Linked DNA regions of Homo sapiens: region 2 is linked to region 1. Evidence: chromatin loops called from intact Hi-C (ENCODE). Cell type or tissue: CD4-positive, alpha-beta T cell. All regions are shown on one strand. Links, peaks and the distances in the headings refer to the core of each region. The heading gives the core; the rest is flanking DNA. Region 1 has its middle 38 kb from the start of GZMK. Region 2 overlaps CDC20B (cell division cycle 20B).

Evidence for each region. Hi-C counts contacts between places; a loop is a spot of excess contacts. Peaks named below come from ENCODE experiments on the same cell type or tissue, not always from the same donor. Only the 100,000 strongest peaks of a DNase experiment are listed, where the experiment ranks them.
Region 2: a loop joins it to region 1, with 2.1 times the contacts of the local background. A loop is called at or near these places in 4 of 110 quality-filtered maps.

Annotation. Positions count from the first base shown.
Region 1 is chr5:55,053,766-55,070,451 of GRCh38, forward strand. No RefSeq gene overlaps it. Among named protein-coding and RNA genes, the nearest start is that of GZMK, 38 kb to the left of the region's middle. In CD4-positive, alpha-beta T cell, for the core only: no CTCF peak of the experiment used is centred there; DNase peaks (open chromatin) are centred at 8,466 and 8,836; H3K4me3 peaks cover 852 bases.
Region 2 is chr5:55,127,930-55,135,929 of GRCh38, forward strand. CDC20B (cell division cycle 20B) reads right to left here. Exons shown (of 12, transcript NM_001170402.1): 6 at 5,483-5,599; 7 at 492-688. Among named protein-coding and RNA genes, the nearest start is that of GPX8, 28 kb to the right of the region's middle. In CD4-positive, alpha-beta T cell, for the core only: no CTCF peak of the experiment used is centred there; no DNase peak of the experiment used is centred there.

The DNA of each region.
Region 1 (16,686 bases), core at 4,671-12,670:
CCGACCATCCCCCAGAACAGCTGGATAGGAGAGAAACTTGCAAAGAGGGAGTGGGGTCCTGCTCTCACTGAGTGGGAATATTTGCACAGCAGCAGATTTTGAGTTTACCTGCTAATGTAATCCCCTTTATATACTCAAATAAGTGAGAATGTAATCCCCTTTATATACTCAGATAAGTGAGACTTAAGGGCTATTTGCTTCACACCCATTACATAGACAAGTAATATTAGCCCACAAGTGATAACAGTAATAGCAGCCAGTAAATAACAGAGCTGGCATTTGCACCAAGTTGGACTGACCTCAGAATCTATACTGTGTTTACTAAGGGAGAGAGGAAGTTCTGAAAAAAAATGCATGGAGGACCAGGCAGATTTAATTAAACTCTACAAACAGTATGAGAGGAAACTTTAGAAAGTGGACACTCTAATGATGCTACCTAGGAAGAAGACACTAGAAGCCTGCAATTGGAGACCAAGAAGATTAGAAGAGACAGAAATGTTTCTAGCCAGGGAGTGAATGGCCAACCAATCCAGACAGAGCTAAGTCCTATGATTACATAATGAAGCCACGTATGTTGCTTCGAAAACAATGATAGTCTATTAGGCAGCATCCATTGAATGCAGGCAGAGTTCATGATGTTAGAGGAAAAACAGAAAAGGAAAAGCACACTGTACAGATGTTACCAGTGGAGGGTGTCCAGATTCTTGGCATTTTAAACAAAGAACTGGAAAAAAACTCACAAATAAAGCAATGAAAGAAACAGATTTACTGAAATGAAAGTACACTCCACAGAGCAGGAGTGGGCTTCAGCAAGTGGCTCATGAGCACTGGTTACAGAATTTTCTGCGATTTAAATACTCTCTAGAGATTTCCCATTGGTTACTTGTAAATTACTATGTAAATTAAGTAGTGGCCCTCAATCAGAGGCTGAAGTGAAATTACAAAGTTATACTCCTATGCAGATGAAGACTTGGCCCCGACCAGCCTGATTGGTTGCAAGAGGGGACCAATCAGAGGTACTTTCAATTTTTCATCTGCCACCCAGAAAAGGGGCATGAGGGTTCTAAAGGGAGTAGCCTCTGGTCCTTTTGTCACTTGGGCATGGAAAGCTGGGGTTTTCCTGTTTATGTTGTTCTAGGAAGTCAGTGTGGATCGGCCTTAGGTTCCCTGCCTCCAGACCCTATTCTCCTGCCTCACAGAGAGATCACACGAAGCAGGTAGACCCACAAGAATCATGATGGCCAAGTCTCTCAGTCTGACCTACTGGTTATGAACACAGCCTTTGTCATTCCTGACCACAGCTTCAATGTGGAGAGGAAACCTCTCTGAGCCAGCCAGTCAGCACCAAACAGACTATGCCAGTGACCCAGAAGCAAAACCTCTGTGTGTCTTGGTGTCCTGGGATCCCAGTATGCTGAGGTTCACTGCCTTGACCTTCACGATGACCCCCAAAACTCAGTGAAGGTGAGATGGAAGTGCAATGCCCTTGAAAGCATAGCAGTCAGTGGTGAGCTGGTAAAATGGTTAGCAACCAGCTCTTGGAAGAAAAAGCCTTGATTTGTATTGTTTGCTGATTTCCATTGTGTAAATATTCCCACCATAGCCAGTTTCAGGCTACTGATGTGACGTCACTAAATGTGATGCTGGGAAGAGATGCTGAGTAACACACCACTATATAGTGCAGACACAACAGACATAAGTGACCTCAACAGTATAGGTATTAGGAAAATGTGATAAAATAATTAAGAAGTATAGTTGGCCCCTGAATTACATGGGAGTTAGGGGCACCAACCCTCTGCAGAGTCAAAAATCTGTGTATAAATTTCAACTCCCTAAAACCTTAACTACTAATAGCCCACTGTTGACAGGAAGCATCACAGATAACACAAACAGCCAATTAACACATATTTTGTATAATATATATATTATGCACTGTATTGTTACAATAAAGTAAACTTGAGAGAAGAAAATGTTATTAAGAAAATCATAAGGGAGGCTGGGCGCGGTGGCTCACGCTTGTAATCCTAGCACTTTGGGAGGTCGAGGCAGGAGGATCACTTGAGGTCAGGAGTTCGAAATCAGCCTGGCCAACATGGTGAAACCCCATCTCTACAAAAAAAAACAAAAAATTAGCTGGGTGTGGTGGAAGGCACCTGTAATTTCTGCTACTCAGGAGGCTGAGACAGGAGAATTGCTTGAACCCGGGAGGCAGAGGTTGCAGTGAGCTGAGATCATGCCACTGCACTCCAGCCTGGGTGACAGAGCAAGACTCTGTCTCAAAAAGAAAAAAAAAAGAAAAGAAAAAGAAAGAAAATCATAAGGGAAAAGAAACGCAGTCCTGCACTGTATTTCTCAATACTGTAAGTTTATATTGTCTGCTTATAAGATGAATCATGTATCTGAAATGGTGAGCAAATGCAGCTACAGATCTCATCTATGGTACATATTAAGCAATTTAACTTTTTCTTGTAACGTCATGACTTTTCTTTACTACTTGGGGGCACTTCCACCATCGTTGGTGACACTTTCTATGGGTCTCATGGTGTTATTGAAGGTTTACAGTATTGCATTAAACACATTGAAAAATACAAGAGAACAACAAAAGATCACCTCTTACTGCAATTTGTAATTTACTGGAGAGATGAACTGCTCACAAGAAGATGATGAGTGGCATATGCATTTTAATATTTATTTATTTATTTATTTATTTTGAGATGGAGTCTCACTCTTTTGCCCAGGCTGGAGTGCAGTGATGCAATCTCAGCTCGCTGCAACCTCTGCCTCCTTGGTTCAAGCAATTCTCCTGCCTCAGCCTCCCAAGTAGCTGGGATTACAGGCGCCCACTACCATGCCAAGGTAATTTGTGTATTTTCAGTAGAGACGGGGTTTCACCGTGTTGGCCATGGCTGGTCTTGAACTCATGACATCAAGTGATCTGCCCGCCTCGGCCTCCCAAAGTGCTGAGATTACAGGCGTGAGCCACCACATCCAGCCAGCACATGCATTTTAAATGGATACTTGCAACAACTGAAATCACTGCAATTGCAGCAGGTGGTGACTACAAAATTATTACAGCAGTACAGTGTATAATACAGTTAATTTATGTAGTTATTATTTAATACTGCATCTTTATGTTTGGTGAAATTTCTGTCGACTGCAAATGGCAACATAAACAGTCTATATTTGTATGCATAAGTTTTGATAAATTTTAACTTTTTATAATATATTTGTGTATATTTTATAGTAGTGAGTGATAAAATAGACTAGTATCTACATATATTTTATGAATTCCTGACTTTTTTTTAACTTTTCAACATTTCTAGGCTATGCAGTTCATCTTTGGATTTTTTCAAATTGTTGCAAATCTCCAAAAAATTGTCCAGTATATTTACTGAGAAAAATATGTGTATAACTGGACCTGCAAAGTTCAAACGCATGTTGTTCAAGGGTCAACTGTTGTTTTATATGATTTATTTAATTGTAAGTTTATCTAACTTAATTTTCAATATTGGCTAAGTAAACAACTGGCTTTCAAAATCCCTAAAAATTTAACAGTTGGCTCTTGTGAGCTAGGACAAGCCAGCTCCAGCATACCTCTGAGCCAGTGTTTTACTTTATGAAGAATTATTGACTGAAAGGTGAACTAGCAAAGGAATGCGATTTTTACAAAGGGGCAAGTCATCCAAGGAGGTAACACAAAAAAGTAAAGAAGTTTTAAAGCAATCTTAGAGGGCTTTTTCACTTCCACCTTGTCAGCGTAGGTTTGCAAATTTTTATCAAAATTTGCCATCGATTGGTTTCTTCAATGTTAATAATTTGTTGAATTGCAACTTCTCTTGTATAGTCACCCCTCTATAGAATATATTAAAGGTCTAACTCAGTCTTCTACACGTTCCCCTGTAATAAAATATAATAGGTATCATTTTTATAGTTGTATCTTCTCAAAAATAAATTTAGTGGGAGACAGAGGGTGGACGGGGGAAGACTGAAGATGAAGAAGATAAATTGGTGATTTAGCACCACTTCACTGTCCACAAACTCATATTACATTTAATACTGCTCCCCAAGATCAAAGAAGCAAATGGATAGGTGAAAATCAACAGGATGCACCTGAGCATTTAGGATCAAAGACACAGATAATCCCTGCTCTTGAAGATTTTGTTCATCAGGGTTCCCCAGAGCCCACCATGGTATTTGGTATATGTACAGTAGATATCAGGTCCTTATTTATTGACTATTGGTTCCCCCAACCTTCAGAAGCAAGCTAAGTGTCCTCGGATGCGGTAAGACCTATCTAAAGAAGGGATTATTAAACAAAATGAATTTACCCTTTCAGAAAATTCAGCTCACCTGCCCAGAGTTCTAAGGAAGAGCCTGTTAGGAATGTTTATCCTGTTGGAAGGCTTACAAGGAGATTTAAGTTGTACACCTCACTTCTAAACAGCCTTGAATTATTAGGGAAGATCAATTTGCTGCCATCTATTTTGTAACAACCAAGTGAACAATGACAGCGAGGTCAGTTTCCCTTAGAATAATAATGGTGTCACCTATGATGGGTTTAGTTTCTCTGAGGAAACTTTCATGTTGGTTTATAGGATTGTTGGCCACCAACTGAGGCTGCCCAGTGCCTGCCCCCAAAGCTTTGAGGGAAATTGTGTTCTCCCAACAGAAGTTACCTCTTTAGGGTCTAACATTTCTCCCTCAGTAAGACCTCTTTCCCTAAGCTCCTGGCTATACATTTCATCTGACATAAATGTTTGTACTGAATCTTCTGTGAAATGTTTAGACTGCCAACAACACTAAAAACTCAAAAACAACTCCTTGCCCACATACTTTTCATATTCCACATAAATCCTCACTTAAGAGATACAGAGTATACAACATATGGTGAGTCCTGTTCTCAAATAACCAGAAGTAACTTGAATAGGATCATTAAACTATCTTCCTTTCAGACACTAGTGAAAGTAACATTTGGGAATAGGAAATACAAAAGAATGATCCATCACAAGAAAACTAAAAATATTTCCTGTTACAATGGCATAGATTTGATTGGGTGAGATTTCCTGAAGTATTGCAAATGAGATCTATTGGCACAAAAGGAAAAGGAAATAAATATTTGTCTACATTTGTAAAGCTAAGAGAGTAGGACTTTAAACCCTATTTACCTTTTAAAATTAAGCATAGCTGGAAATAATAATATACCCAGGAGCGAGCAGGAAGCCATCTTTCCACAGTAAGGCACTGTATGAACCAGAAACATGCCATGTAACTTGAACCATCTGGGAAGGACATGGGTTGTACTCTAAGGATAACAGAGACATGACATTTTCAAATGTATATACAACGATGATCAAAGCCTTGAAATGCTCAAGGAAACTCATTTCTGTTATAATACGTAAATAACTTCACCAGGAAAACACACATAAAATGCCTCCATTGAAAATAAAACCAGTTTACATAAATGTATAGTCAGTTCTGAAGCTTATTTTCACATAAACGTAATTTTAATCTAGATGTAGTCTTTTTTAAATTTAGCATTCTTTTATAAACTCTTTACCATGTAACAAAAAAGTCCACATGGTCATCATCATAACAACTGTCTTGGGTTGGGTCCCTCCAAAAAGCAGGTGCTGAGACATGGATGTGAGTACAAATAGTTCTTTTAGGAGGTAATCCCAAGAAATACTTGCAGAAAACTGGGAAAAATGAGGAAACCAGTGAAGGATATGTTATTGGGCAAGTTACCACTGTGAGTCACCAGGGCTCAATCCCCACTGGGGACCCCGGGAGACAGTGTGGAACACACCCTAGAGTTAACCCAACCAAGGGGTGAAGCAGCTGGGGTATTTATTCACTAACTCCCATCGGCAAATGGCTGAGAGATGCTTCCAGGGGGTTTTAATCCTCAGCATTTTAAGGCTGCTCTGCGAAGGGGCTCAGAGGGCTTTGACACTCAGAGAAAGCTCATTGGCAAAGATTTGCAGGTGCTTACAGTTGGAAGTGACTGGATAGCAAGCATATGAATGGGAAGTCCTGAGGTTGTGTGGTCATGGCACAAGAGAATCAGGTGAAATAACTGTATAATATTTCATCATATTACTATACTACCATTTTTCTATTTGCTTTGAGAACAGACTTTAATTGTCCAAGTTTTAGAAAGAAGTCAGTTAGTATAACACTCATGTGAAACTTAGAATAGGTACCTAAGAGTTGTATTAAATTGTTTTATAATTAACATTGTAGAAAGATGAATGCATTGTTTTTGTTCAAAAGTTGTTCATTCACTCTACACTCATTAAGATGACTATAATTAAAAGAAAGAAAGTGACAAGTATTGGGGAAGATGTAGACAGATCAGAACCCTTGCCCACTGTTGAGTGGGAATGTAAATTGTGCAGCCACTGTGGAAAACAGTATGGTAGTTCAGCAAAAAAATTTAAATTGAATTAGCATATGATCCAGCAATTCCCCTCCTGGGTATATACTCAAGAGAATTAAAAGCAGGGACTTAAACAGATAAATATTCATATTCCCCTGCTAAGAGTAGCTTTATGCACAGTAAACAAAAGATGGAAGCAACCCAAATGTCTATCAATGCATGAATGGATAAAGTGTGGTCTGTACATATAATGGAATATTATTCAGCCATAAAAAGGAAATATGGCATATTCTATTACATAGGTGAGCCTTGAGGATATTATGCTAAGTGAAATAAGCCAGTCTCAAAAGAACAAATACTGTCTGTATAATTCTACTTATATGAGGTACCTAGAGTAGTCAAATTTACAGAGACAGAAAGAAGGGTAGTTTCCAGGGGCTGAGAGAGTGGGGAATGGAGAGTTATTGTTTAATGAGTATACAGTTTCAATTTTGGAAGATGAAAAAAGCTCTGGAGATGGCTGGTAGCAACGGTTGCCCAACAATGTAAATGGACTTAATGCCATCAAACTGTACACTTAAAAATGGTTAAAATGGTAAATTCCATTTGTATAAGTCTTACTTTAATAAAAAGAATCCTGCAAAAAATTTAAAAATAAAAATAAGCAAATGAACTATTACAGGCCACAACATGAAGTTTTTTAAGCAAAAAAGATGTACATTAATTTCCTCAATATCTGCCATGCTGTACATACTTAGCTTTTTGAAATAGCATCTAGAGCCTGTGAAAATAGCAATAGACATTTTGGGGCTCTCTGATGTTCTTGCCATCCTTACTCTAAATTCATTCACACCCAAAGTCTTCCTCGTGCTAGAATAAAGCCAGCATTCGATCCAAAAATACAACAGTTTGACCTGAGCTCTTCCGCCAAGATACAGTTCACTTGCAGTTGTGTGTTTCTAATGTTGGTGAAGAAAAGCCAGGAGCCTTCAATGTCCAGAAAGAGTTGGCAACACGGGTTGGCCAGTGGTGTCTATGTTGAGAGCTGGTTCACCTGCCCTCTTCAGAATGGTTGTCAAAATCTGTTCAGGAAGCCCTCAAGGAAGGCAGTTTTCAGGCTAGCCTATTGGTCCCCTCCCCCAGAGTATGTTAGTTCAGCATCTGTCTCAGAACAAGAACTCAGTAAATATCTCACAAATTAATGAATAAATAATTAAACCAATGAATAAATAAATGAAATTCTACAAGAAAAGTCCAACAAGCCTGGAAAAAAGCTGTGCCACCATTAGTTATTCTAATACCCCTGCTCCCCCGTCACTGAAGGAAATAGATGCTGCACTGGGAGGACATGTCATCTTCATCAAACCCCTGCCCGGTGGAAACACCAGGCAGGCAATAAGCCCCACAGAGCCCTCTCTCTGCACATTCCCATCCCTGTGCCTCACAGTCCCTTCCAACATAGGAGCCTGAGGATAGATCACAAACTTCCCAGCTGTTCCCTAGAGCCCTATCACCCAAGAAGGAGAAGGAGCTATGAGGAGGAGGCTGGGGTGGTAAGACTTGGGACCCCCACATGTATACACACATAGTCAGAGCAGCTCTGACTTTCATCTATTTTATATTTTAGTTTTCCACAGAAGATTCAATGAGGTGGGCAAGTTTCCTCTCAAAAAAAAAAAAGAAAGAAAGAAAACACTGGTCTAGCTGCATATTACATGACTATAATCTCCCAGAGGGCAAGAGACTGGAATTGTACCACCATCCCCTAATACCTGGTACAATGCCATGAACTTGATCGGGAAGTGTCTTGGGGCATCAGGCAAGAAGTGCCAATTACCTGGGTCCTAATCCCAGCTCCAACATAAACCTGCTGGGCAAGCTACATGATAAATACTGTTCCATCTTTACTCTTTAAAAAGTGCCACTCTGGAGATTTTTCTACACTAACATCTCCTCATGAATACCTCATTCATGATTTTATCAGCTTAGTTGAAATGTTTTATTTTAGCTGAAGACATCTGAATCGAGCCTTCACTTTCACATTCGGTCAGCATCCTGCACACATGCATATGCACACGCTCTCACCCGCTCCATTCCCCAACACCGCAACCCACATCCCACCACACCCCGCATCCCATCCTGCCGCCCAGGGCACCCTGGGACTCCCCTGCATCCCTCTTTAGATGCCAATTAAGAAAATAAATAGTTCTTATTATCCACTTACCCTTAAATACCTTCCTTGAGAAGTACTTACATCGTTTTTAATGAAGTGATCTGGTGGACAAAGCAAAAACTAATCCAAATTGCCAAGAGCCCCCAGAAGTCCCAATAATTAGTTCTATTCTATTCTCCCATAATGTAAGATATGGTTTTTAGCCTCTAAATATTTACTATTTATTATAGTAAGATGTGGTGTATCTAACTCAAACAGCTAGCGAGCTACCACTCTGCCCAACAGCTGTGCTTTCAAGTGGTTCAGTACATAACCACAAACACTGTGGCTGTATTGCTCTCTGTAAACACTATAAAAAGTCAAATATGCCTATATGCTTCTCAAGTTCACTCAGACCAAAAAAAAACTCACCTGTCCCATATACTATCAATAAAATAACTCCAAAAAGTCCAAATAAATGCAGAATAAACATTTAAAATACTCTAGGCTGGATATCTTTTTACATTGTAATTCACTGTAATTAGTCAAATCCTGTCAGAATGTTGATACAGGATATTTGGTGAACTGGTCAAGTTTAATCATCTCTCTAAAATGAATGGCAAGAATATATTAATATATTATAAGGTCACTCTCCTGTCAAAGGTACAATTAATATAGACAGCACAGGTAAGCCACCAAGGACTCCAAAAGTACAGAGAATAATGTAGAAACCTTTCCATATCTGTCAGCCCCTATCACCAGTTAACTATCAAATTTTGCCAATTCAACTACTTTTGAAAGGTCAATTTATAAATGTCTTATACTATAATCTTTTGTATGTGTGTTCACAGAAAATCAAACAGGCATGTGGCTGTTTGGGGGCAGAGAAATTAGAAGAGAGCACTATCCCCTCTGACGGGGCAGGTACTGCCTCATATGTTGCTTTGGGCTAAAACCCTGGGTCTCTAGGTGCTGAGAGAAGCTAGAAGGAAGGATGACAAAGTCTGTAATTCCTGGGAAATGAGACAGGCAGCATAGCCCATCCAGGCTCTGACTCACTTGGAGACCTTCTCTCTTCTGGCTCCATCCATCCCCCACGTCAATCATAACAAAGAGGAAATCAGCTTTGCCCTCGGGGATGCATCTGGCAACAATTATGATTTGGGGGTGAGTCCAGGTTTAGTTAGGGTATAGGAGGTGCACTGACATTTGCTGAGTGCCAACTATGTGCCATGCAACACTTTACCTTAGTACCTCTCTACCCTGACAACCAGTTCATCATCACCTGGAAAACAGGAAGGAAACGTGGGAAGGCCTGGGACCACTCCAAACCAAGTATTTCACAGTCAGAACAATTACTTTACCGTAATCCTCTCAACAGCCTCATAAACTAGGTACTGCTGTGCTCAGATATGACATAGACATTAAACAGCAGGGCCAGAATTTAGAGCCATGGCTATCTTCTTTCTAAAGTCCTACTCTTTTCCCTGACCGCAGCACTAGAGACTAGCTAGTCTGGTCCTCATTTAGACCATACAATCAATTCAGAAAGTAACTAGATACTTCATATGTATTTTAAATGGAATAAATGAATATATCATGTTCTAAAACTTGAATTAGAAAGGTAAGTTTGTCCAAGTAGATCAGATTAATGAAACAAAGAATCAGACTGCAAATGTAGGCCCAGGTTAACAAAGAGTGCAAAGCCTTTCATTCCTTCACTGTGGATAAAATGTTCACTCTATTCGTCATCTCTTCAAATATTCTTCAGTCTCCTTGCCTGTTTTCTGACTGGGATTCCAATTACATCACTGTTAGTTTGATATTGTCCCACAGCTCTTGGATAGTCTGCTCTGAGTTTATTTTTGTTTTGTCTTGGTTTTCACTTTTTTTCCTTTGTGCTTCAGTTGGGGCAATTTCTACTGACTTGTCTTCAAGTACCCTACTTCCTCAGCACAGTCACGTCTGCTACTGAGAATAACAAAGTTATTAGTCTTTCACTGTGTTTTTCATCTCCAGCATTTCCATTTGGTCCCTTTTTATGGTCTCCATCTCTCTGTCAATACCCTTATATGTTCATCCATGCTATCCCCCTTTTGCACTGGACACTTTAATATATTAATCATTACTACTTAAATTTTCTTTCTGATAATTCTAACATCAGAGTCATATCTGAGTCTGATTCTTTTGGTGCAGGACAGGGGCAGCCCTACACCCTGCATCTGGTGAAGGATGTGTAGGAACAGGATTTCCCTGAAGTGGGGTGGGTGGGAGAAAGGTAATTGCAACTTGCTTGATTTTCTGACCTGTGGACTTAGAATGAACTTTGTCATGAGAACAGACTTTTATGGGGTTCCCACCAAATCTTTCTGGTTGCAATTTGGTCAGTTAGATGTGGTCTAGGACTGGAGGTTTCTATGTGGTGGGTTTTCTACGTAATGAAGCTGCTAGACCATTCTGCCCACCCCTGCTCCCCAGCCCAATGGAAGGTCTGCATCTCATGTCATCCCACGAGGCCACTCACTGCCTCTCACTATTCTGCGCCTCTCATGATCACTTGCACAGTCCCCTCATTTCTTTTTTATTAACCACTTTATTGAGATATAATTTCCATACCATAGAATTTACCATTTAAAATGTACAGTTCAATGATTTCGGGTATATTACATTATTAATTTGAAAAATTTTTGTAAATGTAGGTAGCGAACTTTGCCATTTTAACCATTTTTAATTGTATAATTCAGTGGCATTAATTATATTCACAATGTTATGCAACCATCACTACTATGTATTTCTAAAATTTTTTCATCACCCTAAACAGAAACTCTGTAATCATTAAACAACAACTCCTCGTTCCCCTCTCTCTCTAGCCCCTCATAGCTTCTAATCTACTTTCTGTGTCCATGGATTTGCCTATTCTAGGTATATTATGTAACTAGAATCATACAATATTTGTCCCTTGATCTGGCTTATTTCACTTAGCACAATGTCTTCAAGGTTTATCACATTGTAGCATGGATCAAATCTTCATCCTTTCCTATGACTGGGTAATATTCCATTGTTTATCCACTCATCTGTTGAAGGACATTTGGGTTATATCCACCTTTTGGTTATTGAGAATAATGCTGTACAAGAGTCTGTTCTAGTCCTGGCTTTCAGTCTCTTTGAGTATGTTCCTAGGAGTGAAATTGCTGGGTCATATGGTAATTCTATGCTTAGCTTTTTGAGGAACCCTCTCATTTCTTGATAATTTAAACCCTAGCTTATTGCTACCTTTTCTATCACTATTTTTGTCTTAATAATTGGTGATTTCAATATCCTTTCAGCACCTGGCCTTTCAATTCCTTAAACTCTTCTCCTTCACCTCAATAGCTTGTCCTTCACACTATTTCACTTATCTCCTACTCCCCTCCACCCACTGTGGTCATTCCCTAGACCTGTCATCAGCACTAAGGGCATCTCCGGAATCTCCATTTCAGTAGTCTCTCCAGTACCAGGTAGAGCAAATCCTTCAACTCTGCAGGAACTCCAATTCTTTGACCCTACCACCTTTTCACACTTCCTTGGTCTTTTCATGTCTTAACTTCCCCCCACACACCAAGCTTGAATTCCATAATCACTTATTTTCTTCTTTATTTATTTATTTATTTAGAGATGGAGCCTTGTTCTGTCACCCAGGCTGGAGTGCAGTGGCGCAATCTTGGCTCACGGCAACCTCCACCTTCCAGGTTCAAGCGATTCTCCTGCCTCAGCCTCCCAAGTAGCTGGGATTACAGGCGCCTGCCACCACGCCCAGCTAATTTTTGTACATAATCACTTATTTTCAATCACTGCTGTGCCTACACTTTCAATTCCAGGGTCCTTTTATCACTTGGTTGTGTTTGCTTAGAAAACTACCACCCTAGTTAAAATAAACTCTTCACCTGTAACTCATCATAGGCATCTAAGAAAAATCACACAACTCCTTGGCCTTATCTTAATTAATGACCATGAACCTTAAATGGGTCTTGAATGCCTCCTGGCAATCAGTATTACATTTCCTTAGTTCTTTCATTTTCCCTGTTCTTCTAAATGACTGTTTCATACTTTCTCCTCTCTCCACAAACCTGCAATATCCACTCCGCATTCTCACTTTGAGCTGATGACCTGGCTCCCTATGCACTGAGGAAATTGAAGTAGTCAGAATGGGACTTTTACAGACTCCCTCCACCACATCCACCCACCTACCATGTCTGCACTTGCACACTCCACTTCCCATCTATAACTGTAGACAGACTCTCTGCGCTCCCATCCAGGACCCGCTCCTCCACTTTGCACAGGACCCATCCCCCTCACTTATTTGAACATTATACCACCAATTCTTCCTTTTTGTAAACCTACCTCAAATTTCCCTTTCTACAGAATCAGTCCCTCTAACATCAAATACACTGTTATTCCTCTCACCTTAAAAATAGCCTCCCTTTGCACTCCAGCCTGGGTGACAGAGCGAGACTCCATCTCAAAAAAAAAAAAAAAAAAGTCTCCCTTGGCCTCACTTTTCTTCCCAATTACTTCCTGCACCATGAGGCAAGACAAGTAGAGAAGCCCATTGCCAGCCCCACACTCCAATCCAGCCCACTGTTTCCTGGCCCTGCCCCCAAATTCCTCTTATCATCTCTTTGTGGAAACTCATTATCACTGAACAAACTAATTTTAACCCCTCTTATCTGTTCCTTCCCTTCCATCCCCACAGCCTCTGTTAGTACAGATCTGTTCTATAATTTCCTAACTAATTACCCTGCTCTAGCCTCACTTCCTCCTCCATCACTGGAAACTTTCAGCCTCCCCCTGCTAATATGAGTTTCTGTCATTCCCTCCCATTAAACACTTCCATCCTTAGTAAGCATTCACTCTAGGTTAAAATTGGGTATTGCTATGAAAACACTGCTCCAAGATACTTTCCAAATTCCCCCTTCCAACAGATTGCTGCTCCTTAAACCTCCTAGATACAGACATTCCAGAGCTGCCACTGCCTCCACATTGGTGTCAGAGTGGTCTCTCTAATGAAGACAGAATCCTATGCCTGCTTCAAACTCTTCACTGGCTCCCCATTGTCCTGTGAGAGTCTATCTACCTTATTTGCCATGGTGCTGAAAGTTCTCCATAATGTTCCTCTCTCTCTAACCTCATCTCTTACTTCTTCCACACGTAGGCTCCTGAAACACTGAGCTAGGTATAGTTCCCAGGTTCTGTATATAATCCAGGTCCTTAGGCCCAGATTTATCTATTCATCCAGCACCGTACCAGCACATAAGAAGCACCTGAGCAAACACATGCTGAGTGAATACACTTATTGAAATCATATTCTATACCAATTCCATATGTTAGGAAAATTATTCCACATCAGCTTCAAGTGCCCAAGATTCATTGTTATAAGGCAACATTTACTTTTCATGCCTTTTGCAGTTTGGAACACAATAGACCATCATTAAAGACTGAGTGAGTGGGTGGATGGATGGATGGATGGATGGATGGATGGATGGATGGATGGATGGAGAACTGTGAGAGAAGATAAGTAACATTAGGAGAACTTCCCCTCTCAATGGTGAGTTCTTGAGTACAGAGAACGTGTCTTAATTCTTTGCATTTTCAATGCTCAAAATACAGTCTAACACAAAAAGTTATTAACAAATATGAGAAGAATAAATGAATGTGAAATTACATGAATTATATACATATTATTTCAATTGTAAACCTTGATTTAACAGATATAGTGTTCGATTAACTATCTTATGTGAAATCACGTTTCAGATATAAAAAGTCCAAATATAGAAATTTTTACTAACTAGAAAAAAATTTCGATCATTAAAATAAATCTTCACATCTGAAACAACATGTAAATATTATAACTGCTACTGTCACCTATCTTTAGGGGTATCAATACTCTAAAAAAAGGGTAAAATAAAATATATAGTAGATCATATGTAGGAAAAAATTTCATGATTAATATTTCTTAAAAACAAAGTTCTATTATTTTATTAACAATTTTTGTCCTTTAACACATTCATTGTAAAATGTTAAAGCTATAGAACTATAATTAAATAAAAGGAAGAAAATAAACAATCACCCATAATCACCAGGGATAACTCTTGTTAACATTTGGTATTAAAATATGTTCTGGCATGGACACAGGGAAGGGAAAAAAACACACTGGGGCCTGTCAGCGGGGGCAAGGGGAGGGAGAGCATCAGGATAAGTAGCTAATGCATGCTGGGCTTAGTACCTAGGTGATGGGTTGATAGGTGCAGCAAACCACCATAATACACTTTTACCTATGTAACAAACCTGCGCGTCCTGCACGTTGCACATGTATCCCAGAATTTAAAATAAAATAGACTTTTTAAAAAAAGAAAATAAATATGTTCTAGTATTCTTCTTCATGTGTGTTTAAATGTATATGTGCATGTACATAATATAAACAAAATGAGAATATTATATAACCCGCTTTTTTTAGCAATTGTTTCTGAAAAGCAAAGCCTGAAGAACAAGCTGAGATGCTACTATTTTATTAAGCACTATGATACCAGAGAAGCAGGGCAAAGAAGGAGAGAGGCAGGGAAGAAGTCTCTAGAGGGTGCACTGCCATTATGGCCACCTCTGGTATGAGGTGCAGCGGATGCCTGAACTCATGGAACCACCCTCTGAACTGAGCTGCCTTGTCTCAGTCTAGTCCACCCAGGCAGGCAAAGGGGAATGTTTACACTAGCTTCTGTCTCTCATTGGTCAGCTTTTACCCTGAAGGGCATTTACTGTCCCATCTCCACTTCTGAATTATGTGTGGGCACTAGGAAGACCTTTGGCATCTGACACTCCAGTGGCCATGAGGAAAAGAGGTGGAATATGAGAGATACGTTGTTAGGGCATAAGCTAAGGCGACATTGGGTGGTGTCTATGTGAAGTTGGTTGTAGCCCATGCAGCCCAAGGATTAAGTGGCCTAAGAACAGATGAGGCAGAGATCATCTGGTGTATACTTAAAGATGTGGGACATAGATTCATTAGTGCTGTCCCATTACAACTGACCTCTATAGTAAAATATGACATCTCCATTTTCATGAGAATAGCCTTGTCCTCACTTCTTCCCCACAGAGGTTAGGTTGGGGGTGGAGTCAGCGTCCCCTCCAAGTTGGTGGCCAGCCACAATTTCTAAAAAAGCTTAAGGCAAGAGTGTTAATGAAAAAAAGCTACAGTCTCTTCTACCACAGTTATTCCCACATTGAAATATGTCATCTCCTTTCTCTGCCACTCATTCCAGAATTTTCTCAACTTTGGCCAGGAATTTGACTGCTCTTGGATTCTCTCCTGGTATAATCACCCACACTTTCATCCCCAGGGAGCCCAAGCCCTTCATTGCCTTGCCTTTATCAGGTCATGATCTCTGCAACTGCTCATTTACCATTGTCCTTGGGCACAGAAAGTCCAGGCGATACCCAGTGAATCCTCTGGGTTCCATATATACTCCTCCCTGTTCACAGTGTGTGACAACACCCCTAGCTATCCTCTGCTTTCCTTTTGGTAAACAGGGTCAATTATAATCACCCCATCCCAGTATAATAAGTCTGTTCTTTGCTTTCTGGTCCACTGACATGAGGGACCTAAATTGGCTATATTAGTCCCATCTTCCAGTTGGATGGAGCTCTTACTGTCTTACTTTGTCCTGGGAAGAAGCAGTTCCCCACCCTCCCTGATCCTGAACCGAGGCCTCTGTACCCATCAGAACCTAACATTACAGAGATGAAAAGGACAAATTGTACAAAAGAGTCACAGGGAATCTTCATAAGAGGGACCATTCCTGCTCCTTTGCCCCTGTAGATTTGCATAATCTGGTTTCGGGAGACACAGCCCCATAATATTGGCCATTGCTTCAACATCTCAAACCACCAGAAGTTTTTTCTCAACTGCCACCTTTCCTATGCCTCTGTTAGGCTACTCTGCCCTTCCATTAGGTTGGCTATTTTTTCGGATAATGGATTACATGGGACCCAGTGGTCATTTTCCCTGGTTTCACTTCCTCTGGGATAAAATATGTCCCTTGGTCTGAAGCTATGTTGTGTAAACATCATGTCAATGTGTCAATCAATGTGTTCCTAGATGCACTGCTAGCAAGGAAGGTAAACC
Region 2 (8,000 bases), core at 1-8,000, 69 kb after region 1:
TTTGCACATGAGTGATATTGTTTATTCTATTGGTAATAAACAATAATAATGATACATGAGAAATCAGATAGATTGATGGAAATTTGATAAATCCCCATCTCAAGGAGCCTATCAGAAAAAAAAATTCACTCATTTTCTATAACTGTACTCTTAATCACGGCTTCAGGTGAAAAGGAGAACTGAAAGTATCTTCCTCTCTCCAAAGCTCCAAAACTGGAGATTCTACAAGCCCAACTTTAGTTTCAGAGAAAATATATTTTTAAATATGACAGAAAGATTGTGGTGGAAACTAACCAGAGTATCCTTACGTTTTCATTAAAAACCATTCAGTAAAAAAAAAAAAAAAAAAGCGGAATGTCATCTCCTTTTATTCCCCATACTTCAAGAGCCACACCTAGTTTCTCTATTTTACATTAACTTGTTATTAAAAGTCAATTATAGTGTAATAATACACAGAGAACATGATGAGAAAAAAAAAAACTGGCCAGTACTTGCACTTCTCCCTCGCTGGTGCCAACTGCCAGGCAAGTTCCCTCTTTTATCCAGGACACAGAAGAGATATAGTTACAAGTGAGACTTAAGTCTATGTTTTCAATCCCATTGTGGTTCTCCCCATTCCAGATGTATACAGCAGAGCCCAGGGCTATGGCAACAAGATTCTGAAAACTCCAATCTAGGATATTCAGATCTATAAGAAAAGCACTTCAAATTAGTATAATTATACAGCCACATGAAAACATGTTCAAATAAACAACTTTATAGGTAGGGGGAAAAGAATAATACCATCCCCATGGTTAGCTGGAAAATGGAAACATGGAACCATGAAAATCCTTAAAAGTTCAAAAATGAAAAGTGGAATAGAATCTAGTGTCAACACTCACAGTCTAATAAGCAATAATGCTTATTATTTACACTGAAATATATTTATTTAGAGCCATTTAAAGAACTTGGCAGATTCATCTACCATTATTAGTACATGTAGACTTCGTTTAACGGATCAGTAAAAGTTAAAAGCATATAATTCTTATGGAGACACTCTTGGACCTAGGATATCTATATGGGAGATGCCACCATCATTTCTAACCAAAAACACCACCCAGCTAGAAGAGGTGGTGGTTCATGTATGATACCTACACGTTCTCAACAGTATTCTATAGCTTATACTAATAAGAAACCTTTGACTGCTAAGAGAAAACATATTTGTATGACCATTTATTAAAATATACCCTATCTTATTTCTTATCAGTCAGAAACTCCTGACTGACACGTATCAGTATAAAACTAAGTAGCACACCAGTTCCCCTACAGTAGTTTAAACCCCTACAATACATTCCGTCCCCATGATAAATATAAACTCTGAATGAAATATAAAAAACAAACACCTGGAGATCCTGTAAAGTAAGGAAAAGCAGTAAACTAAGTAAGGGAGTCAAAATTTGGAGAAGCAAACTGGCGGGGGGTAAGTTTCCCACTTTTCTTCTTTCACACCTTTGCCCTGAGGACAGGCCCCATTGATGGAGTGCCAGCGAAGACTCTGACAAAAAGGCCACCATATTTCTGGTCAGAGAAACCATGGAAAAGAGCCTGAGGCATAGAACTGATACCAGTATGAGGGAAAAGTCCTAGACATGGGAAAGCCAAAAGAAAGAGATCCTCTGAGTGTGAGTATATTAATTCACACACATCTCAGCCTTACCCCTAAATCACCTACATGCAGAAGAGACTCAAATCACCTTAGTAAAGGCTTTAAGAAACGAACTGAGATTTGAAACATCCATACAAGTCTCAGCCTAGGCTCTGATCCACATGTATGAGATACAGACCCAAACCAGCATGGTCAAAGTTTAAGAAACTGATCTAAGATTTGAAACACCACCCACAAATGGCAAGACAAAACTTAAAATGTGAACCTAACTAGAACAAAAACATCAACCAGAACAAAACATCAACATTCTCCACAGGACCCAGTGACTATAACATAACATCTACAATATCCAGACACAATTCAAAATTACTGGATAAATGTAAAGACAAAACATAACCAATAGATGAAAACTCCAAGGTGACCTAGGTATAGAAATTATCAAAGACTTTAAAGCAGCCATTATATTCTCCATGAAGTGAAGAAAAACACACATGAAATGAATGAAAATTTATATGAAACTTTATATGAAGCTTTAACAGATAAACAGAAAAATCAAAAGTATTTTCTAAGTAAAGAAAATAGAAACCATAAAACAAAGCTCTAAAATGGAAATCAAATATACAAAAACCACAAAATACAAACTTTAAAATGGAAAAATATAATATCTGAAAAATTCCTTGGATACACTGAATAGCAGGATAGAGGTGATAGAGGAAAGAGTAAACTTGAATATAGATAACAGAAATTATTCAATCTAAAGAATGTGGAGAAAAAATTTCTTAAAGAATGAAGCCTCAGCGAATTGTGGAATAATATCCAAAAATCTAACATATGTGTAAGTAGAGTCAGGTCTTAGAAGCAGGATAACAAGGTGACCATGGGGTTCTCACCAGATACCATGGAGGCCACAGTCAATGGAACAACATCTTTTAAATGCTGGGGGTAGGGGGCAGTGGTGGATCTTTCAACCCAGAATTCTATATCCAGCAAAAATCTCATCAACTGGAAGATGGAAAATCTAACAGAAGTCTGTGCCAACTGACCTGATCTGCAAGAACTGCTAAAGGAAGCTCTTCAGGCTAAAGGGACAATATATGAAAGAGAAACTTGGATCTTCAGAAATGAAGGAGAACACTGAAATTGGTAAATATTTGGGTGAACATAGGAGCCATTTTTTCCTCTTAAGCTATTTAAATACTTTTTAAATTTTAAAACGTTTACAATTGGATGGTTTTCAGTGTATGTAAATATAAAATGCATGACAGGCCAGACACAGTGTCTCACACCTGTAATCCCAGCACTTTGGGAGGCCAAGGTGGGAGGATCACTTGAGCCCAAAGAGTTCAAGACCAGCCTGAGGAGTAAAGTAAGACCCCATCTCTATAAAAAATCAAAAAATTACCTGGGCATGGTGATATGTGCCTGTGGGCCCAGCTACTTGGGAGGCTAAGGCAGGAGGATCACTTGAGCCCAGGAGGTAGAGGCCACAGTAAGCCTCTACAGCCTCCAGCCTGAACCACTGCACTCCAGCCTGGGTGACAGAGTGAAAACCTCCCTCAAAACCTCCCTCAAAAAACAATAACAAACAAACAAACACATGACAACTACAATAACCTAAAAAGTAGTGGGGACTTTGAGAGACCTATGTGATTGCAAGATGTTTATATATTGTGTGATGTGTACAATAGTAACTCTACGTAGACTAAGAAAGTTAAAATTACATTGTAATCCCTAGAAAAATGACGACAAAACACAATACAAAGAGATATAGCCAAAAAGCTAAGATCAATTAAAATAGAACAGAAGTAAAAAAAGAAAAGATGTCCAAGGAACAGGCCTTGGGTACTCCAACATTTAGAGGTCAGGGAAATGGAAGAGAAACACAAATCAGCAAAAAAGGATGAGAAAGAGTGAACAAAAGACACTCTTGGACAAAACCCAAAAGAGTGGGATATCAAGAAGGAGGGATTGATCAGCTGTCTCAAATATAGTTGTTAGGGTTCGGTATGAAGTCTAAGAAGTAACTGTTGGCTATAACAATGAGGAGTTCTTTGGTAATGTTTGGAAGAGTAGTTTCAATTGAATGATGAGACTTAAAACTTGACTAGAGTGGATTTGAGACAATATGGGGAGAGAAATAGAAAATTATAAGTATAAAGATCTTTTGAAAGTTGTACTGTCAAAGGGAGGAAAGAAAGAGGGCTGTGCGTCTGGGCATGGTGGCTTATGCCTGTAATCCCAGCACTTTGGGAGGCCAAGGCAGGCGGATCACTTGAGGTCAGGAGTTCGAGACTAGCCTGGCCAATATGGTGAAACTCCATCTCTACTAAAAATACAAAAATTAGCCAGGCATGGTGCACATGCCTGTAGCTACACGCCCAGCTACTCAAGAGGCTGAGGCACGAGAATTGCTTAAACCCAGGAGGCGGAGGCTGCAGTGAGCCACTGCACTCCAGCCTGGGTGACAAAGCAAGACTCTGTTTAAAAAAAAAGAAAGAAAGAAAAAGGGCTGTGGCTTAAAGGAAAAATGGGAACAAACATTGTTTCTTTTTAATATAACAGTTTTTTAACATTTTTTGAAAATCCATCCTTCTTAGTTGGTCATGACAATACATTCTCTTGGAGAAGGAGCTGAAGGAATAGGGAGATAGAGAACTGTTCCCTTCAGGGATTTTTCTTTTTCCAGCTCATGCCTCTTTTTAGATATTCCATGGAGCCCAGACCCCTTCCCTCTGCTCCTCTCTCCCTCATCTAGGGAGCTTACACTGGCTCCTGGATTCAATCATAATCATCTGACCTACGGGCTAGTCCATCCTCTTTCAACTACCAGCATTCGTTTCAAATAATCTGCCAAACTGCTTCTATGTCTGATTGTCTCCTTTAAAATAATATTCAAGCATAGTCTTTCCTCTCCAAATCACCTCCTCTGCCAATCTGTCTTCTCAGTGACACCACCCTTCTTTCTCCTGCTTCAAAAACTTGGAATAATCATGAATTCATTTCTCATCCCATTTCTTTTCTTCATGGAGGAAAAATAAGCCTTTACTCTTTGGCAGCTCTTTCCTACTAAGTGCATTCTGCATACTCTGCCATGAATTTTCCTTTGATGTTTCTCTTAGTCAACAACTCCCAAAACAAATCTAAATTTCTGAATTTGAATTTTTCTCCATAATCTGTACCCACCTATTCACCAGTCCCCAATGTATCTTCTTCATTGCCATTAAATATCTTAATTACCAACATCCTGCCTTCTTCATGCTGTTAACAATACCAAAAATGGTCCTTCTCCTCTATACCTTTCCAAGTTCTAATGATCTTCCAAGACCCAGCTTAAGTATAAATATCTCCACAACGTCTTTCTGGACAACACCGAAGCTCACTAAGCTCCTTCTAGTCTTTATAGCTCCTTATATCCCATGATTTATTATTTATAATCTACCTTGGCATATGGTATCAGTTCCGTGTCAGTTAGTCCTGTCCTCCAAACTAGATTACAAGCTGGGCACATAACAAGTAGACCCAATGCAGTTGTTTGACTGATTCGATTTACCCATATTTAAAATACATACATAAGAATAGACCATCATTAGTACAATTCTTTCTAATACAGTAACATAAAATGTATATTTCCCACACCATGCCAACATTAACAATACCATCCCTAAATATGAAAGTTGCACCAGGAAAAGCCAAGTATATTAGCCATATTTGGATGCTACACTATTTGGATATGAGACATAAAGGCCATCTGGTTTAATCAAATTTCAAGTTTATACCAGAGCACAGGATGCATTTTGTCATTTCAACTTTTAATTCCCAATCTAAATGATAACTTACAGTAGTCATTTCGAAGACCAGTAATATGAATCTTCACCTCTGGTTGGAGTATGGAATCGTTTATATCACCAGAACTTTTAAGATGGAAGGATTCATCTCTGACTCCATCTTTGCAGCCTACAAGAAACAAACACTTCTACACAGCTCTAAGATCCTGAAAATATAATATTTATTCTTGTGGGAATTAAGAAATAACATTAAGTGAAAAAGCTTAATTAAGTGGAAAATAAGTAGTCATCATGATAAAACTACAGTACAAAGAGCCGGGGAAGGAAGGAAATGAAGAGCACTTCAGTATTAATTTAAACAAGAAGATTAAAATTTTTTTCAATGACACTTCCTACTAAAAAGCACATGCATACAGACCTGAATGTAGAAGATAGATCTTGTGAGGAGTACACAGAGATACTACATCATGCTTTGAATATTTATTCTGTTATTTGGGATTTTAAAACCAAAGTGAATTTTGCTTTTCCACACCAAGACTTACCTGGTACACCTATGCCCTACTCTGAGACTTCATCAATAAATATTTATTGATTCGTTGATTTTAGCTCTTTCTCTCAATATTTCAGTATTGGAGCACACAGACTCCAATACTGGAGTATTGTTAATATATTTATAGTTGGAATCATACAATATTTAGTTTTTTCAGATTGTCTGCTTTTGGTTAATTTTACCCATGACTATCTAAGGTCAGTATTCTATCTTTTGTTCAGTTCTCATCAAAAGACCATACTAAGTTCAAACCACAGGCCGCTGTCTTTTCATCTCCAACCACTCAGCTTGTGATCAAACTGAGAATGATAAAATCAAAAGAAACCAAGACCACCCAGGTGACTTGTGGTGTCTATGACCAGATGGCTTCTGATAAAAGCATGAGAGCTTCACAATGCTACACCAAGAAACCAAATTGTTACTCATAAATTCCTGCTTCCGTGTTAGCTATGAAAACCTGTAGCTGAGGGCAAAACTGCAAGATTACTAAAAATACTTAGGCTTGCTGATAAAGTATCAACAAGGTTAAAAAAAAAATCAATACCCAAAGAATGAACAAAAAAACTCCTGGGGCTGGGCACGGTGGCTCATGCCTGTAATCTCAGCACTTTAGGAGCTGAGGCAGGCAGATTGCCTGAGCCCAGGAGTTTGAGACCCACCTGGGCAACACGGTGAAACCCTGTCACTACAAAAAATGCAGAAATTAGCCAGGCATGCTGGTACATGCCTGTAGTCCCAGCTACTTGGGTGGCTTAGGTGGGAGGATCACTTGAGCCAGGAGCGCCACTCCACATCAGCCTGGGTGACAGAGTGAGGTTCTGTCTCTAAAAAAAATAAAAAATAAGACATGAAGAAACCTTAAATGCATATTACTAAGTGAAAGAAGACAATCTGAAAAAACTAAATATTGTATGATTCCAACTATATGACATTCTGGAAAAGGAAAAACTATAGATACAGTAAAAAGGTTTCTATGGGAAGGGGAGAGACGGATGAACAGACAAAGCAGTGAGCATTTTTAGGGAAATGAAACTATTCTGTATACTATAATAGTGATACATGTCATTATACATTGGTCAAACCCATAGAATACATAACATCAGGAATGAACTCTAATGTAAACTATGGACTTTTGGTGACCATGATGTGTCAGTGTAGGTTCATTGATTGTAACAAATGTACCACTCTGGTGGGAGATGTTGATAACGGGGGAGGCTGTGCATGTGTGGTGACAAGGGATATAAGGGAACCTGCACCTTCTGCCTAACTTTGCTGTGAACCTAAAACAAATCTAAATAATAAAGTGTATGTGTGTGTGTGTGTCTATATATATATATATACAGAGAGAGAAAGAGAGAGGGAGAGAGAGAGACTCCTAAAATATCAGAATAATATAGGTACATTATCTCTGGCTTCATAGAACATATATTTTTTTATTCTAAGCCAAATACTCAGCACCTTACAGAAACAAAAACTTGTTGCTGTTTAGGACAAAAGACGAGGGAGCTGAGGAAAGACATGTCCCCACATATTTTATTTTGCTTTTAAGAAAATATCATTCTAAGGAAAAGACAAGGTTCACACTCTCATCCCAACCATATATTCCCAAACCCCCAAAAGAACATTTAGAAGGCCTGAAATTTTGTGCCTATTTTTATGCATCTAACTCAATTTTTTTCCCCTTTTTACTGCTGGGAAACAGACGCTTGAGGAATAAACATGCACAAAGTTCTAGCTAGAAGCTTGTCCAATCTGCAGCCCACAGGGCACATGCAGCCCAGGAGGGCTTTGAATGCAGCCCAACACAAATTTGTAAACTTTGTAAAAACACTGAGATTTTTTTGTGATTTTTTTTTTTTTTTTTTTTTTAGCTCATCAGCTATCTTTAGTATTAGTGTATTCTATATGTGGCCCAAAACAATCCTTCTTCCAATGTGGCCCAGGGAAGCCAAAAGATTGGACACCTCTGTATTTAGAAGTTAAAAGTGTGTATCTATGTGTTATCTACATAATTTTTAAA